Regions from separate parts of the Homo sapiens genome. Here region 1 is linked to region 2. Evidence: chromatin contacts called from ENCODE Hi-C or POLR2A ChIA-PET data. All regions are on one chromosome and are shown on one strand. The core of a region is the stretch at or near the end of the contact, and the rest is flanking DNA. Distances in the headings are between cores, read along the strand shown. Region 1 has its middle 6.9 kb from the start of SNAR-E. Region 2 has its middle 33 kb from the start of PNMA8B.

Evidence for each region. Hi-C counts contacts between places; a loop is a spot of excess contacts on that map. ChIA-PET counts read pairs that join two places held with the same protein, here RNA polymerase II (POLR2A). Pooled maps may share reads with other maps.
Region 1: a pooled map shows a loop between it and region 2 (4-fold over the local background). The contact joins two enhancer-like sites. A Hi-C loop is called at or near these places in 1 of 37 single-sample maps with no recorded cell type and 5 of 50 pooled maps. POLR2A ChIA-PET finds 5 or more read pairs at or near these places in 1 of 52 experiments (activated naive CD4-positive, alpha-beta T cell).

The regions. Positions count from the first base shown.
Region 1 is chr19:46,821,202-46,826,502 of GRCh38, forward strand. No RefSeq gene overlaps it. Among named protein-coding and RNA genes, the nearest start is that of SNAR-E, 6.9 kb to the right of the region's middle. RefSeq lists enhancers at 369-488, 659-718. Within about 2 kb of position 3,755, at least 7 of the 41 ENCODE cell types and tissues checked have a DNase peak (open chromatin) inside an H3K27ac peak, as active enhancers do.
Region 2 is chr19:46,527,003-46,531,710 of GRCh38, forward strand. It overlaps the pseudogene PPP5D1P. Among named protein-coding and RNA genes, the nearest start is that of PNMA8B, 33 kb to the left of the region's middle. RefSeq lists a silencer at 3,847-3,956. Within about 2 kb of position 3,334, at least 2 of the 41 ENCODE cell types and tissues checked have a DNase peak (open chromatin) inside an H3K27ac peak, as active enhancers do.

The DNA.
Region 1 (5,301 bases), core at 2,505-5,004, 290 kb after region 2:
TGCGTGTGCAGAACAGAAGACAACTGTCTCAAACAAAAAGAAAAACCAAAACAATTATTTTAGGCCTGGCGCAGTGGCTCACACCTGTAATCCCAGCACTTTGGGAGGCTGAGGCAGGAGGCCGAGCTGGAGCTCAGTAGTTCGAGACCAGCCTGCGCAACATAGGGAGACCCCTGTCTCTGCTAAAAATTTTAAAAATCAGCCTAGCGTGGTGGTGCACGCCTGTAGTCCCAGCTACTAGTGAGACTGAGGCAGGAGTGATGGCAGTGGCTGCTGTCATTACACCGGCTGCAGCAGGGAGGTGCGGCTGGGGCTACACACTCCATGGAGCCGGTGGAAGCCCTGCCCCTTCTGAGCTGTGGTGGGAGTTCCCCAGATGCCACTGCAGCCGCCCAAACCGCCACTGTGGATTGAGCCTTCCTGTGCTCTTGCAGGGGCCAGAAGTAGGTAGGGTCTGCCCTCCCGGGTGCAGCTGCAGCTGCCCCCATGGCTGCCAACCTAGGCCTCCAGCTCCACAGAGTGAGCAAGAGCCGGGGACAAGTGGGAGCCCCACCCCTTCCGAGTTGGCAGGGCAGGAGCTCCCCGGATGCAGCTGTGGCCGCCCTCTGAGGCTGAGGACCTGGGCCTCTCTGCAGCCTGCACTCTCAGAGGCCGGGAAGGCCCCCCCAATCTCTGCAGACTGCTGGGTGTCTTCTCCTGCTGCCTGGCCTCTCTTCTCTCCCAGCGCCAGCTCTGATCTGGGATCGGGGTTGGGGTCCAGTCCTGGGGCCATGAATGGCAGCAGGAGGCAGACGGATTCCTGGGCAGAAGTTGGTGGGGGGTCCCTAGTAAGGCCCCACCTTCTTGCCAGGGAGGGCCTGAAGGCTGGGGGCCAGGCTGCCAACCCCACAGACAAGAGTGGGGACTTGTACCTCCTCTGGGCCCACGCATGGCAGCCCATGGACCAACCAGCACGTACTTCCTCCTCTCTGAGGTCCATAAAAGCCCCAGGCTCCACCAGAGCAGGGCAGAGGGCAGAGGACAGAGAGACAATGGGATTACCACCTGCACAGAGGAGCTACCCTCTCTACTGAGAGCTTCAGAGACCTGCAGAGACGCCTACATGACCTGCCTGCCGAGAGGAACCACCCTCTTCAGGGCCTCATCTCTGCTGAGAGCTGAACACTCGATGGGGTGACCTGCCTACTGAGAGGAGCTGCCCACTGACGGTCTCCTCTGAGCTGTTCTAAGACTAAATAAAGCTCCTATTCATCTTCTTCACCCTTCACTTGTCTGTGTACCTCATTCTTCCTGGACACAGGACAAGAACTTGGGCAAAGGCACTGCAGCCACAGAGGTTTCTGGCCAGAAAAGCAACACCCCAAAGATCCCGTAACAGGAGGATCACTTGAGCCCAGGAGGCGGAGGCTGCAGTGAGCTGAGATTGCACCACTGCACTCCAGCCTGAGTGACAGAGCAAGGCCCCAACTAAAAAACAAAAAACAAAAAAAGCCCAGATATTTTATAATAAAAAAAAAATTTTATGGCTGGCCACGGTGGCTCACGCTTGTAATCCCAGCACTTTGGGAGGCCAAAGTGGGCAGATCACTTGAGGTCAGGAGTTTGAGACCAGCCTCACCAACACGGTGAAACCCCATCTTTACTAAAAATACAAAAATTAGCCAGGCATAGTGGCACACGCCTGTAATCCCAGCTACTGGGGAGGCTGAGGCACGAGAATTACTTGAACCTGGGAGGCAGAGGTTGCAGTGAGCTGAGATCGTGCCACTGCACTCCAGCCTAGGCAACAGAGTGAGACTCTGTCTCAAAAAAATAAAATAAAATAAAATAAAAAATAAAGTGAATGGGAAGACACAGAGTCTAGCACTCTAGAAATCTGGGTTCCAGTCTCATCTGCTCATTGTGTGTCCTTGGGCAAATGATCTTCCTTATCTACAAAGAGGAGATAATACTCAGAATTGCAATGCTAATACCAAGAGCCACTTCACAGCGTCATTACAAGATTAAATGGGATTATGCCTTTAAAGCCTTGGAAGCTGCTGGGCCTAGAGCAGGAGCTCCCCCTAACAGTTCAGAAGCTTCCTTGAGGCTGGGCTCGGTGGCTTACACCTGTAATTCCAGCACTTTCGGAGGCAGAGGTGAGCAGATCACTTGAGCCCAAGAGGTTGAGACCAGCCGGGGCAACATGATGAAACCGCCATTTCTTTTTTTTTTTTTTTTTTTGAGACTGTGTCTCGTTCTGTTGCCCAGGCTGGAGTGCAGTGGCGCGATCTTGGCTCACTGCAAGCTCTGCCTCCTGGGTTCACACCATTCTCCTGCCTCAGCCTCCCAAGTAGCTGGGACTACAGGCGCCCGCCACCACGCCTGGCTAATTTTTTTTTTTTTTTTGTATTTTTAGTAGAGACGGGGTTTCACCTTGTTAGCCAGGATGGTCTCGATCTCCTGACCTCATGATCTGCCCACCTCGGCCTCCCAGTGTACTGGGATTACAGGCGTGAGCCACCGCGCCCGGCCTTGAAACCACCATTTCTACAAAAAACACAAAAAATTAGCCAGACTTGGTGGCATACACCTGTAATCCCAGCTACCCAGGAGACTGAGGTGGGAGAATCACCCAAGCCTGGGAATTCAAGGCTGAAATGAGCCATGATAGTGCCACTGCAGTCCAGCCTGGGCAACAGAGTGAGACCCTGTCTCAAAAAACAAATAAAACCGCCAGGCACGGTGGCTCACACCTGTAATCCCAGCACTTTGGGAGGCCGAGGTGGGCGGATCACGAGGTCAGGAGATGGAGACCATCCTGGCCAACATGGTGAAACCCCATCTCTACTAAAAATTCAAAGAATTAGCTGGGCATGGTGGCACGTGCCTGTAATCCCAGCTACTCAGGAGGCTGAGTTAGTAGAATTCCTTGAACCAGGGAGTCAGCGGTTGCAGTGAGCCAAGATGGCGTCACTGCACTCCAGCCTGGCGACAGAGAAAGACTCTGTCTCAAAAAAAAAAGAAAAAAGAAAGAAAAAGAAACACCGTCTCTAAAAATACAAAAATTGGCCAGGCATGGTGGTGGGCACCTGTAATCCCAGCTACTTGGGAGGCTGAGGCAGGAGAATTGCTTGAACCTGGGAGGTGGAGGTTGCATTGAGCCGAGATCGCGCCATTGCACTCCAGCCTGGGAGACAGAGTGAGAGTCTGTCTCAAAAAGAAACAAAAACAAAAACAAGAAGCTTCCTTGTTTGGTGGCTTTCTCAGGTTCCTCTTCGACTTTCTGTTCTCTAAACCCTGGAGCCCCTCAAAAGCCCAGAACTGACTCTGGCCTGTGCTTTAGTGCAGTTGCACCAGGGTTGCAAACACATGGCCTGAGGGCTCCATCCAGCCACCACATTTCGTTTGCCACCCCAGAGTATTTTTAAGTTTTTTGGTTTGTTTTTTTTTTGAGATGGAGTCTCGCTCTTGTCACGCAGGCTGGAGTGCAGTGGCACGATCTCAGCTCACTGCGGCCTCTGCTTCAGCCTCCCAAGTAGCTGAGATTACAGGCGTGCACCACCATGCCCGGCTAACTTTTTTATTTTTAGTAGAGATGGGGTTTCACCATGCTGGCCAGGCTGACCTCAGATGATCCGCCTGCCTCGGCCCCCCAAAGTGCTTGGATTACAGGCATGAGCTACCACGTCTGGCCCCCATGTCTTAAAAGAAAATAAAAGACAGGTGATCTCCACTCCACAGGCTCCACCACCCGCGTGGTCTTAAGGGCACCAACTTGAGTGGCTGTCACTCTCAGCTGACTGAGACTTACTCTTGCTTCCCATTTCACTGAGAAGAAGGAAGTCATTGGAGTAGGGACTTTTGGGAACTCCCCACACCAACACCACCACCACCTGCCTTGGCGCCCACGCACCCCTTCCTCCCAGATGCCTCTCGTGTGCTTGGATAATCCCAGCTGCGCCTTCCATCCCTCTCCCATCTCTTTCCTGCATCTTCCGGTTTCCCCTTGTCTGTTGCATCATCCCCATCAGCATAAAACTGATGATTTGAGCTGAGCGCGGTGGCTCACACTTGTAATCACAGCACTTTGGGAGGCTGAGGCGGGCGGATCACTTGAGGTCAGGAGTTTGAGACCAGCCTGACGAACATGGCGAAACCCAGTCTCCACTAAAAATACAAAAAATTAGCGGGGTATGGTGGCGGGCGCCTGTGGTCCCAGCTAGTTGGGAGGCTGAGGCAGGAGAATCGCTGGAGCCCAGGAGGCAAAGGTTGCGGTGAGCCGAGATCGCACAACTGCACTCCAGCCTGGGCATCTGTCTCAAAACAAAACAAAACAAAACAAAACAAAAACCTGCTGTGATATCATCCACTCCACCAAACACCCTCCAATCTCATTCCCCCCTCTAGCGACTATTTCTCTTCTCCCTTTATAGCAAAACTTCCTCTAAGGTTTTTTTTTTGTTTTTTTTTTTTTTATTCAACATTATCATCAGACACTTATATTTAGCCATCAACAGCATGGGTGCAAAACAAAAATCTACATTAAAACCCTTTGTTGGAATGCTTTGCACTTTCCACAGAAGAGAAACTGAAATAACCTGTTATACGATTAGTCACAAATACAGTCCTGGAGTTTTTTGTTTTTGTTTTTTGTCCATATACATGAGTATTGTCTCCAATACATCTTCCACTGGGTATGGTGGCTCATGCCTGCAATCCCAGCACTTTGGAAGGCTAAGGCGGGAGGATTGCTTAAGCCAGGGAGTTTGAGATCAGCCTAGGCAACATAGTGGAACTTCGTCTTTAAAAAATATTAAAAAATCAGGAGCCGAGGGTGGTGGCTCACGCCTGTAATCCCAGCACCTTGGGAGGCTGAGGTGGGTGGATGATTTGAAGTCAGGAGTTCAAGACCAGCCTGACCAACATAGTGAAACCCCATCTCGACTAAAAATATTTTAAAAATAGCCGGATGTGGTGGTTCACGCCTGTAATCCCAGGTACTCGGGAGGCTGAGGCAGGAGACTCCCATGAACTAAGGAGGCAGAGCTTGCAGTGAGCTCCAGCCTGGGCGATGGAGGGAGACTGTGTCTCAAAAAAAAAAAAAAAAAATAGGCAGGCATGGCGGCACGCACCTGTGGTCCCAGCTACTCGGGAAGCTGGGGTGAGAGGATTGCTTGAGCCCAGGGGTTGAGACTGCAGTGAGCTGTGATCATGCCACTGCACTCCAGCCTTGTCAACAGAGTGAGAGCCTGTCTCAAATCAAACACGGCCGGGCGCGGTGGCGCATGCCTGTAATCCCAGCACTTTGGGAGGCCGAGG
Region 2 (4,708 bases), core at 2,084-4,583:
GCTTCACGATCTTGTTGCACTCCTGGTATTTCATTTTGGCATCCTTGTCGTGGGGCTTCACCTTGACCACCTGGGTGGGAGGGAAGGGGCGTGCACACTGAGGCCGAGGTGGGGGCACAGCGGCTGTCCCCAGGCTGCCCAGCCCTGGATTCCATGAACGCGGAAGTCAGGCTGCCCGGGCACCAGTGCTGATGGTGCAACCCTGGACATGTTTAACCTCCAAGTCTTGGTTTCTGCACCCCAAAACTGTCCATAGCTAAGCTGCTCACACCGGCACACTTCATCAACCTTAGCTATAACTACATTAAAATCAAACACCTTGCCCGTCTGAGGACCATGGGCTCAGCTCCTGGTCCCCCGTGGGAACCAGTGCAGGCAGCGACAACTCCAGGCTTCCCAGCCTTGGACTCCAGGACTTACGCCAGCTGCCCCTCAAATCCTCAGGCCTTTGGCTTCGGACTGAGAATTACACCGTTGGCTTCCCCAGTTCTGAGGCCTTCGGACTTGTTCTGAGCCACACTCCCTGCATCCCAGGGTCTCCAGCCTGCACACAGCCTCAGGACTTCTCCGCCTCCATAATTGAATGAGCCAGTTGCCCAATAAACCCCTTCTCCTATCTCTGTCTACACATATCCTGTTGATTCTGTCTCTTTGGAGAACTCTGATTAATATGCTTCCTCTATGAAACAAACAGGGCTGTTCCTAGCCATCTCCCAGCCCCTAGGGAGATGAAACGCCATGGCATACCTGGCCACCGCAGGGCTCAATTAAGATGAGCTGTAATTATTATTATTATTATTACTTTGAGATGGAGTCTCACTCTGTCACTCAGGCTGGAGTGTAGTGGCGCAATCTTAGCTCACTGCAACCTCCATATTCTGGGTTCAAGCAATCCTCCTTCCTCAGCCTCCTGAGTGGCTGGGATTACAGGCGCCTGACACCACCCCCAGCTAATTTTTGTATTTTTAGTAGAGATGGAGGTTTCACCATGTTGGCCAGGCTGATCTGGAACTCCTGACCTCCTGCCCACCTCAGCCTCCCAAAGTGCTGGGATTATAGGCATGCGCCACCGCACCTGGCCAAGGTGAGTTGTCATTATTCTTCTTATTGTTATTCCCACAGCCCTGGAGCCTGGGGCTCTGTGCCTTCTACTGCCTGCCAGACAGCGAGGGGCCTGGGCCAGCAGGGCCGTTCTCCTCCGTGCCAGCTCAGTGCCAGGCCCCTCTGGCTGCCTGCCCAGCCCCAGGACTCCTGAGAGCCTGGATCCGGGGTCCTGGGGGGTAAGGGGCCCCTCCCAAAGGCTGCTGTTGCCCGGAACTCTGACGCAGCCTCAGCAGCAACCCCCAAGCAGGCTGCTCCCATCCCAGGGAAGTCCACCTTCCACCCCATCACCCAGCTGAGACTGAGCCTCATCCTGGACTCCTCCCGACCCCTCAGCCCCCACAGCCCGGCAGTCACTTCACTTCTTCTGCCAAGTCGGCCTCCTGAACATCTCTCAGATCCAGCCATTCCCTTCTCACCCTCCAGCCCCACCCAGCCCTGACCTGGCCTCTCCTGCCCACGTTCCTGGCTCAGCCTCCACCTGGCCTCACAGCCTCTTGTCCTGCCCTTCCAGAGGGGTGTTCCTAAGGCACAAACCTGACCCTGTCCTTTCCCTACTCGGAACCTCCCAGGGCTCCCAGAGCCTCCCGCAGAAAGCCCTGGCTCTCCCCACGGCCCTGCGTGATCTGCTCCCTGCAGCTTCATCATAACCCCCACGCACACACACTGCAGCCCCACTCACCGCCTCCATGCTAGGCTCCGCTAACCTCTGGAACTTTGCCACCAGGTTCTTTCTGCCTGAAGGCCAAAACCATCAACCCCCTAGGGAGACCCCCAGGCATGCGTCCAGAGACCCAGCATCCCCCATCCCTCGTCCACTATGTCACCCCACTGTGAGAGCTGAAAGGTTGTTTCTGCCCATTCAGGGACAGAGCCTACCCCAGGAGGCCCACTAGATTCTCAGGCCCACCAGGGCCCATGAGTGGCAGGACCCACACTGGGGGACTGGGAGCTGTGACCCTCTAGGCTAACGGGGAACTATGGGAGCTCTGCCTGGGGACACAGGGCCCCAGGCCTGGGCCAGTTCAAGAGATGAGTGGCTGGCAGCTCCCAGCAGATCACCAGGCTGGGGACGAACCCTGAGGGTGAGAGAGACTCCTCTCCCAAACTAGGAGTGGGCTAGGGTCCTGGACTTTGCCCCAACATCCCCCTCCCACGCCCTGCACGCCTTCAGCCCACACCATTCCACGCTTTCAGCCCACGCCTTCTGCGGCCTCCCCGTCGGGTCCAGCCTCAGCCTCACCCGTCCCATTCATCCACATGACATCGCAAACTTGACCCTCCCCCTCCCTTATTCCAAAATTTTCTCTAGTTCCCCAGTGCCCCGGGAACAAGTCGGGTTCCTATGAAGCCCTGTATCCCGCAGTCCCACCTTCTCCCCAGTGTTAAGCTCTACTCAGGTGGGGTTCCTCTGCCTCCCCCTACCGGGCTGTAAACCCCCCGGGAAGGTAGGACCTGGGCTGTTTCAGTCCCCATCTAGGCAGGATCAGACCCTGGTGAATGCATGTGGAGGGAAGAAAGGGAAAGAAAGGGAGGAAGGGACAGAATAAGAAGGGGAGGGAGGGTGGTGCCCTTTAAAATCAAAACCTCTGGTTTCATCTTTCTTCCCTGAACTGGCTCCCCACGCCCACCAGAGGGCGCTCTGACCCAGCAAATTCCTCATACAGCAACAGCCCGTTCTACACACAAAAGGGAATTATGAAAATAAGGATTGACACCAATAATCGATACTTAAAGCCCTACTGTGACCAGTACCTATGCTAAATTATCCACGTGCCTAAATCAACACAGCAATTCTGAGAATATCTTATAAATGAGGAAAGTGAGGCTCAGAGAGGTCATTTAACTTTCCCAGTGTCACACAGCACATAAGCTGCAGAGAAGCTTCCAGCTCTGGCCTTGGTAACCCCACAACCTTCCGTTCCTTGGTCATAGCCTGACGTGACCAAACCACAATGCCCTCTGTGCCTGGCCCTGCCACCTCCTGCCCAACCCCCATCCCGAGGCTCAGCCACACCCTTCCACCCCCAGCTCCTTAGACATCCTGTTCCCCATTTAGTCACTGGAATCTTAGCCCATTGGCTGCCTCGAAAGCACTTCTTCCCTTTCCCTACCCCCACCTCCCACAAATGGTCACCTCCTCCCTTCAGCTCAATGTCACCTCCTCTGAGTAAGCCTGTCCTGATCCAGGGTTAGCTCCATCTCTTCCGACTCACCTCCCCTAAGAATCCAGGCTTTCCCTGCGCTCCAGGAGGCAGGGCTTCAGTCATCATCGTGTCCCCAGAGCCCTGCACAGGCACTACAGAAAGACTGAATGAATGAATGGATGAGTGAAGTCTACGGGGTTAAATAAATGAACACTCAATGAGTGACACCCTCTCCCTCTCCCTCAGCCAGAAATTGAGACATTCTCCAACAAACACCCACAGCCAGGAAGAGAAGATCCCGGACCCGCTAGCCAAGAGTGCACGCTTCAGGCTCCCAGGACCCCCAAAATTCATCCTGCTGAGGCTGTCGGGGGATGCTGCCAGGACTCTGTTGGAAGCCAAGGCCCTAGGGCTCCTGGAGAGGGTCCCATACTCCCTTCAGTCCCTCCCCAGGCCAGGTACAGTGAGTCTCACTAATGCCATCATGCCTTTAGGGCAGAGTCTCCTGCTTTCCAGCCCAGAGTCCACTTCCCTCTCCTGAATGATTCACCTCCATTTCTCTCCAGAGAATCCCCCTCCCCACTCTCCTTCCAGGTGACTCCTACAGGGCTCACCCAATCCCCTGCCCACCCAAGCCTGGCCAGTCAGTACGCTTCCTCCCTCCCTGGTCACTGTGATTGGGGCAGGGGCAAGCACATGATCCAGTTCATCCAATAGGAGTCAGCCCTGGGTCCAGGGCTAAATTAATGAATGAAGGAACCCTAGAACCAGCCATGCCTGAAGCCAAAGCCACGCTGGACTTTTTTTTTTTTTTTTTTTTTTTTTTTTTTTGAGACAGAGTCTCGCTCCATTGCCCAGGCTGGAGTGCTGTGGCGCGATCTCAGCTCACTGCAAGCTCCGCCTCCTGGGTTCACGCCATTCTCCTGACGCAGCCTCCCGAGTAGCTGGGACTACAGGCGCCTGCCACCAGGCCTGGCTAATTTTTTGTATTTTTTTTTTTTTTTTTAGTAGAGACGGGGTTTCACCGTGTTGGCCAGGATGGTCTCAATCTCCTGACCTCGTGATCCGCCTACTTCGGCCTCCCAAAGTCCTGGGATTACAGGCGTGAGCCACCGTGCCCAGCCAACCCTGGTCTTTATAGTAATATGAGCCAATGAATTCCTTTTTCACTAACCTGCTTAAACATGGCTAACTTGGGTTTCTGTACTTGGGACCTAAACAGTCCTGTGTATCCCACTCCTCAAAGCATTCTCTGAGGCCCCAAGGGAAGCAGGGTGGGGGGTGGCTTCTCAGTGTCCTGCCAGTCAGTACATCTGGCTCCAAATGCTGGACCAGGAGTTAGGGGGAGAGGGAAAGGGTCTTCTGGAGTTTTTAGACCTTGGCACCATCATTTGCCATATTCCTGAGTCTTTTCACCTTGTTCCTGGGGCTCTGGGTCTCTTGTCAACAGGGAACAAGAT